Regions from separate parts of the Homo sapiens genome. Here region 1 is linked to region 2. A link is a contact called in ENCODE Hi-C or POLR2A ChIA-PET data. All regions are on one chromosome and are shown on one strand. Each heading gives the region's core, a stretch centred on a gene start or an enhancer-like site at or near the end of the contact. The rest is flanking DNA. Distances are from core to core; before and after follow the strand shown.

Region 1 (2,700 bases), core at 93-2,592, 520 kb after region 2:
TAGGTCCTGACTGCAGACCGGATTCTATGTTCTAGCTAGCCCTTCAGCTCTTCATGTTCACAGCACAATCACTTGGGTTAACAGGCACATTTCTTTTGAATGAATTTCCCGGGGTTGACAATGTATTGACAATTGGACCGCAATGAGAATAAGAGCAGGAGCATTGGTACTGACACCTGGGTTCAAGTCCCAGCTCTAGCACTTATAGCTGTGTGATGTTGAGCAAGTCCCTTAATCCTCATCTGTAAATAGTGGCCAACAGTAGTATCCACCTCATGGGGTTGTTAGAGGATTTGACAATTTTAGAATAGTGATTGCTTTTAAGGCTGGTGGAGAACACACCAGTAACACCATTGTCATTTCATGTAGAACTAACCAATCAATGAGCATTCCCAAACCTCTTGCTATTTTTCCATACTTTGAACGCGCAAAAAAATCTTGACATGTGTCTCCATCCCACTTAAATTTGCTGGCTAAAACTGCGGAGGCTACAGACAGAATCTATTCATTACTGCACGTTAGGGGGTATGTGTTCTGAAGCTGGGTTACTTGAACAGAAAGGTTTCTTGCTTTTCTCCTCCCTAATGGTTTGGATTTGAAGTCAGATCCGCTGACAGTTGAGGCTTCTCAGTTTGGGGTGGGGTGAGGGAAGCCAGTTGCCTGCTGAGTAATTGCAGGCGGACTCCAAGCCACCATTTGAGATTACAGTGGCAGAGCCTGGGGGCTCAGCTGCCCCTACTGGTAAGGGGAGGGCACCCGGCGCTTGGCTTGCAAGTTCTGAGCTGCTGTTGCTTCTGCGGCCTCGACATTCTCCTAAAAAGTGCCAAGTTAAGAGGACTGGCCATAGCTTACAGCTTGGGCCCTCATGGAATGGCCAACTCTGGCCAGGCCTTGATATAGTGGCAAAAGTGGGACTTGCCTGTCACTCTAAATTCTGCCACTTACCAACAGCAGGATCCTGGTGAATTTGTTTGTCCTCCCTGACCCTCAGTCTGCTCATCTGTCTGTAACACCTACCTGGCAGGAACAACTGTGAGCTCCCAAATGTGGACCAGAGCTCCATCCGCGCCCGCCCGGTGGCCAGGCCCCGGGTGTAAGGCGGCACTTCGAAGGCTGGTCTCTGAGAAGCATGGAGGCCCCGGCGGTGTAGTTAGAAACCAGCTGGAGGTGGCTGGCGGGTGCTGAGCGCCGGGCCTTTCATGTGGTCGCAGCGCTCTGGGTGCCTGGAGCCCGCAGCCCTGGGCAGCCCCGGGCTACCGCAGGGCGCAAGGGATCCTGGGCTGCGGCCGAGGGCGCCGGAAGTCGCCGCCGACCGCCTGGGTCTCGCAGGAAAACAGCCGGCGCCCGCGAGCTGCCCAGCGTCGGGTTTTCCTGAAGGTGCGTCGGGGCCCCCGGGGAGCTGGAGCCGCAGGCGACCTCCCCGGTGACCTGTTGTTCCCCTCTGGAGGGCCGGCCGGCGCTCCAGGCAGGCCCCGTTGACAGCCCAGGAAGGGAGAGTTTCGCCGCAAAGGGGCTTGGCACACAGTAGGTCTAAGGCACCGAGGCAGGAGCGTCCCCCGCGGCCTCGCTCCCTGCTCTCTGGGCCCCACCGCTGCCGCCTGGAGTCTCCCCTCAGCCTCGCAGAGACGCGACTCGGTTGGGGGAAGGGGACTAGAACCGTCGCAGTCCTGACCGCGGCCGCCGCCGCCGTTCTATCTGATCTCCAGGAGCGCCGGCTCCAGACTGCCTGGAGCGCTGAAAGAGTTAATCAGGAACGCCTCCCCGCTGTGGTTTTGTGGTCGAAACCATGATTGCCAGGAGCAAATTTTTGTCGTGCACGAGGTGTGTTATTAAAAGTCGGAGCTACGCTGCTGCTGAATGAAAAGTTAAAAGCCCTCTTTGAGTTCGGGCTGTAAAACTGGCGGACTGGGCCGAGAGGCTTGAGCCAACCCTAACGGCGGCGGCCCGGGCGGCGCGGGGGTCCTGCGGCTCCGCCAGCTGCTGGGAGCGGGCAGGCTGCGCAGTCCCAGCAGTGAGTGGCCGCAGCCAGGCGGTCGGCAGAGCTCCCACTGACCCACCGGAGGAGTGAAGAGGGAAAACGGGGCTGAAACCCAGATGGGATCATCCAGCTTTCTCTTACGTTAGAACAAAAATGACAGCCAACATTTATGGAGCGCTGACTCCGCATCTGACATTGTGTCGAGTGCTTGATAAATACACGCTCTTCTTTAAACCCTCCCAACAAACTAATGCGGGATGGGAGTGTAAATGCAGTTTTGCCGAAGAGGGGACCCAGACCTGGTTCAGGCTTGCCCAAGGTCTCACGGAAGCACTGGGATCTTAACCGGGTCTTAGCCGAGCAGCCATAGGCCACCCCGCTTCCTCTGTGCTTAGCCTCTGAAAAGAAGACAGAGGAGATGTGCCAAACTGTTAAGAGTGGTTATTTCTGAGCAGAAGAATGTGGATGAATTCCATTCTTCCTATTTTTCTGTAGGTTCTACATGTTATATATTTGTTGTATTTTACAAACCTATGTTACCTTTGGAGTCGTTAAGGGGAAGAGAGGGAGTCATTATTTTGAAAGAGAACACCTAGAACAGTGTTCTCAAACTGTGGTCCGTGGACCATCATCATCATCATCATCACCTGGGAACTAGTTAAAAATGCAAATTCTCAGCCCCACCCTAGACCTACTGAATCAGAAACTGGGGGTATGGCTCA
Region 2 (2,700 bases), core at 201-2,700:
CCCGCCACAGCAGAGCTGGGGAGACCTGACACACAGGCACCTTATTTTCTAGTTCCACTTGCCTTGGAGTTGGAAAAGATGGAATCTGAGGATCCACACTTCTTTGTCCAAGGTGACTGAGGACTGGAGAGTCCTGGGCAGAAGGAAAATGGCAGCACGATTGGGACTCCAGGGTCGCAGGAAGGGGTTCTGTCTGCTCAGACCCAGGCTTGTCCAATGCCTCCGCCTTCGCTAGGTGTAAACTGGCTCCTGGGCGCAGTGACTAATACCTCCTGCTCTAGGCGGCCCCCACCCCCTTTCCCTCAAGGGTCAGCTGGGAGGAAGCAGGAAATAGATCACATGGCCTCAAGGGTGAGGTCCTTTGCCAGGCAGGCTGAGGCCAGCTCAGGGGCAACCACACCGTGGTTGGTCCTGGAGGGGGCCCCACCCCAACCCCCGCTCAGCCTCTGCCCATGCCAGGGCCAGCCCGGTCACTCCTGGCTCAGAGTTAGGAATCCCGCCCAACTTAGGCTACTCTGGGTGGGCCGTGTAGACGTGGACTTGGCCAGGTGCGCACCTCCACCCTGAACAAACTCTGCGGGTAGTACGGGGAGGAAGCCCCAGACACTGAGGCCTTTCATTCCCAGCGACCGGGCCCGCTGCCGCCTTCCTCCACGCTGCCTCTATCCCCTTCTGGGCTCACGCAGCTCCAACCCACTTGACCAAGAGCCCTCTGCGTGCCAGGCTCCGTACCAGGCACTTTTGCATGATTTTCCTGAATTCCCCCAGCATCTCGGTGAGACAGGTGTTATCACTGGCACTTTACAGATACAGATACTAGGGCCAGAGAGGTGAAACAGTTGCCCTTCGGTCCCACAGCTGGCGACAGCGGGCTGGAATCTGGATCGCCAGGCTCGCAGCCCGGCCCTCTCCCCAGGCGGCTCGCCCTTCCCCCACCGCTGCCCGCTGGACTCTGCCCGCCGCGCCGAAGCCGCCCCCGCCCCCGCCCCGCGCCTGGCGCGGACCCCGAAAGTGGTCGCAGAGAGGCCCTGGGAAGCACGAAAGCTGGTCTGAGGCCGGCTGCGCCCCCGACAGCGGAGTGACCTTGCTCAGCCGTCGCCCACTCGGTTTTCCCAGTCTGTCTGTTGGAGGGAAGGGGAGCTAGGCCGTGGGCATACGAGGGCGGCTGGGTCTCAGGCTGGGCTTTGGGCTGTAGCGCGGAGCGGGGCCGAGCTAGGAGTCCTCAGGCCGGCAATGAATGAACCCCGGCCGCCCCAGCCCGGGCAGCGGGGAACTGGGACAAAGGGGGCGGGCCTGCCCTGGAGGGACGCTGCCAGGAACACGACCCGCCCCTCGGAAACTCCCTCGCTCCCCGCGGACTCCCCGGCCCCTCGCGAGCCCACCCGGCCCTTCATTCCGTCTCCCGAACCTGCTCGGGTTCCCGCGCCCCACGCTTGCTGCAGAGGCACCGCCTCCTACGCCCGAGCCGCGGGCCCTTTAAGTGCTGACGGCCCACTCCGGCCCCGACCCCGCCCCTCCACGCCCCCAAGGAAACATGTCACTCGGGTTACGGCCACTACGGGGAGGGCGGGAGGACAAAAGGCCTCCGCGCTGTGACGAAGACTGCGCAGCGCGCGCCCGCGGAAGGCGGAAGTGGGCGGTGCCACCCCGCGAGAGGCGCCGCCGGCGCCAGGTCCCAGTAGCGGGTGGGTCCTTGCCGGTGCCCCGGGTCCCCGCGCTAGCTCGTCCCAACCCCTGGAAGAGGGCTGCGCTTCCGAGGGGGCAGGGGGCAGAGGGTAGGGGGCCCACGCCTCCGCCCCACTCTGACCCGCAGGTTTTCAGACTTGCCGGTGTGTGCCAAACCATGAATTCAAAATCTTGAACTACCCGATCCCACGGGACTAAGGCAGGAGGGGGTCGCAGGGGGCCTGGTGCTGGAAGTCCAGTTTGCAAATAAACCAAGGAGCTGGAGGAAGCTGTCAGGCCACACTAGCGGTTCCAGCGCTCTTGGCTCTCAGCCCCCACCTGCCGGGAAGGGTCGGTCTGCACTCTGCCTTCCACGACGGCAGGTTAGAAAATGATTGTTTGTTTACAATGAAAAGTAGTAGAGCTAGAGAATAATATGCACAAAATGTGACATCCTGCGTGATGAAACCAGAGCAAAGGAGCCCTAAATGCAGGAGCGCACAGGTGTCCGCGCAGCCGGGAATCAGCCAGCGCCTGCCCGCAGAGTCCAGGGAACCGACAGGTGAGCGCTCCCGGGCCCGGGAGCGCCAGGGAGAGGCCGGGCCACCGAGGCCCAAAGCAGCAAGTGTGTCCTCAGGGGAGCTTGTGCAATAGCCCCAGTCACAGAGGCAAAGCTCAGAAACAACCCCGTCGGGTGTTCTGGCCAGCAACTGCCGCAAGCAGCCTCCTGAGTAAGCCCAAAACCACTGATTTCCAGTCACTATGGATTTGGGGCTCAGGTGGGGAAACAGGGAGGAAATCCAAAGATTAATAAACTAGTTCATAGTCTCCATTTTCCTCTCAGAGTGCAACATGGTAAAGTATTTTACTCCCCCACGCGCATGTATACACACAGCTGCACAACCGAATGCTGGAATTATGATGTGCCATTCAACCTTTAATTACATAAGCTGTTTTCAAAAATCACATTCAGCGTGGAGATTTTCCAGAGATGCTGGAGTTGGCAGACGGCCACCACGTAGCTCTCCACTTTCC

The links. Hi-C counts contacts between places; a loop is a spot of excess contacts on that map. ChIA-PET counts read pairs that join two places held with the same protein, here RNA polymerase II (POLR2A). Pooled maps may share reads with other maps.
Region 1: a loop to region 2 is called in a pooled map, with 4 times the contacts of the local background. The contact joins the promoter of GRHL3-AS1 here to the promoter of GALE in region 2. A Hi-C loop is called at or near these places in 3 of 50 pooled maps. POLR2A ChIA-PET finds 5 or more read pairs at or near these places in 2 of 52 experiments (B cell and GM12878).

What each region holds. Positions count from the first base shown.
Region 1 is chr1:24,320,649-24,323,348 of GRCh38, forward strand. GRHL3-AS1 (GRHL3 antisense RNA 1) reads right to left here and starts at 1,343. Exons shown (of 2, transcript NR_183722.1): 1 at 1,018-1,343. The region is part of intron 1 of GRHL3 (grainyhead like transcription factor 3); the gene reads left to right. RefSeq lists a silencer at 1,242-1,381 and enhancers at 1,449-1,966, 1,967-2,482.
Region 2 is chr1:23,799,304-23,802,003 of GRCh38, forward strand. GALE (UDP-galactose-4-epimerase) reads right to left here and starts at 1,451. Exons shown (of 12, transcript NM_001008216.2): 1 at 1,409-1,451; 2 at 63-133. It overlaps HMGCL (3-hydroxy-3-methylglutaryl-CoA lyase), which reads right to left. Exons shown (of 9, transcript NM_000191.3): 9 at 2,582-2,700. RefSeq lists silencers at 862-961, 1,012-1,491, 1,652-1,861.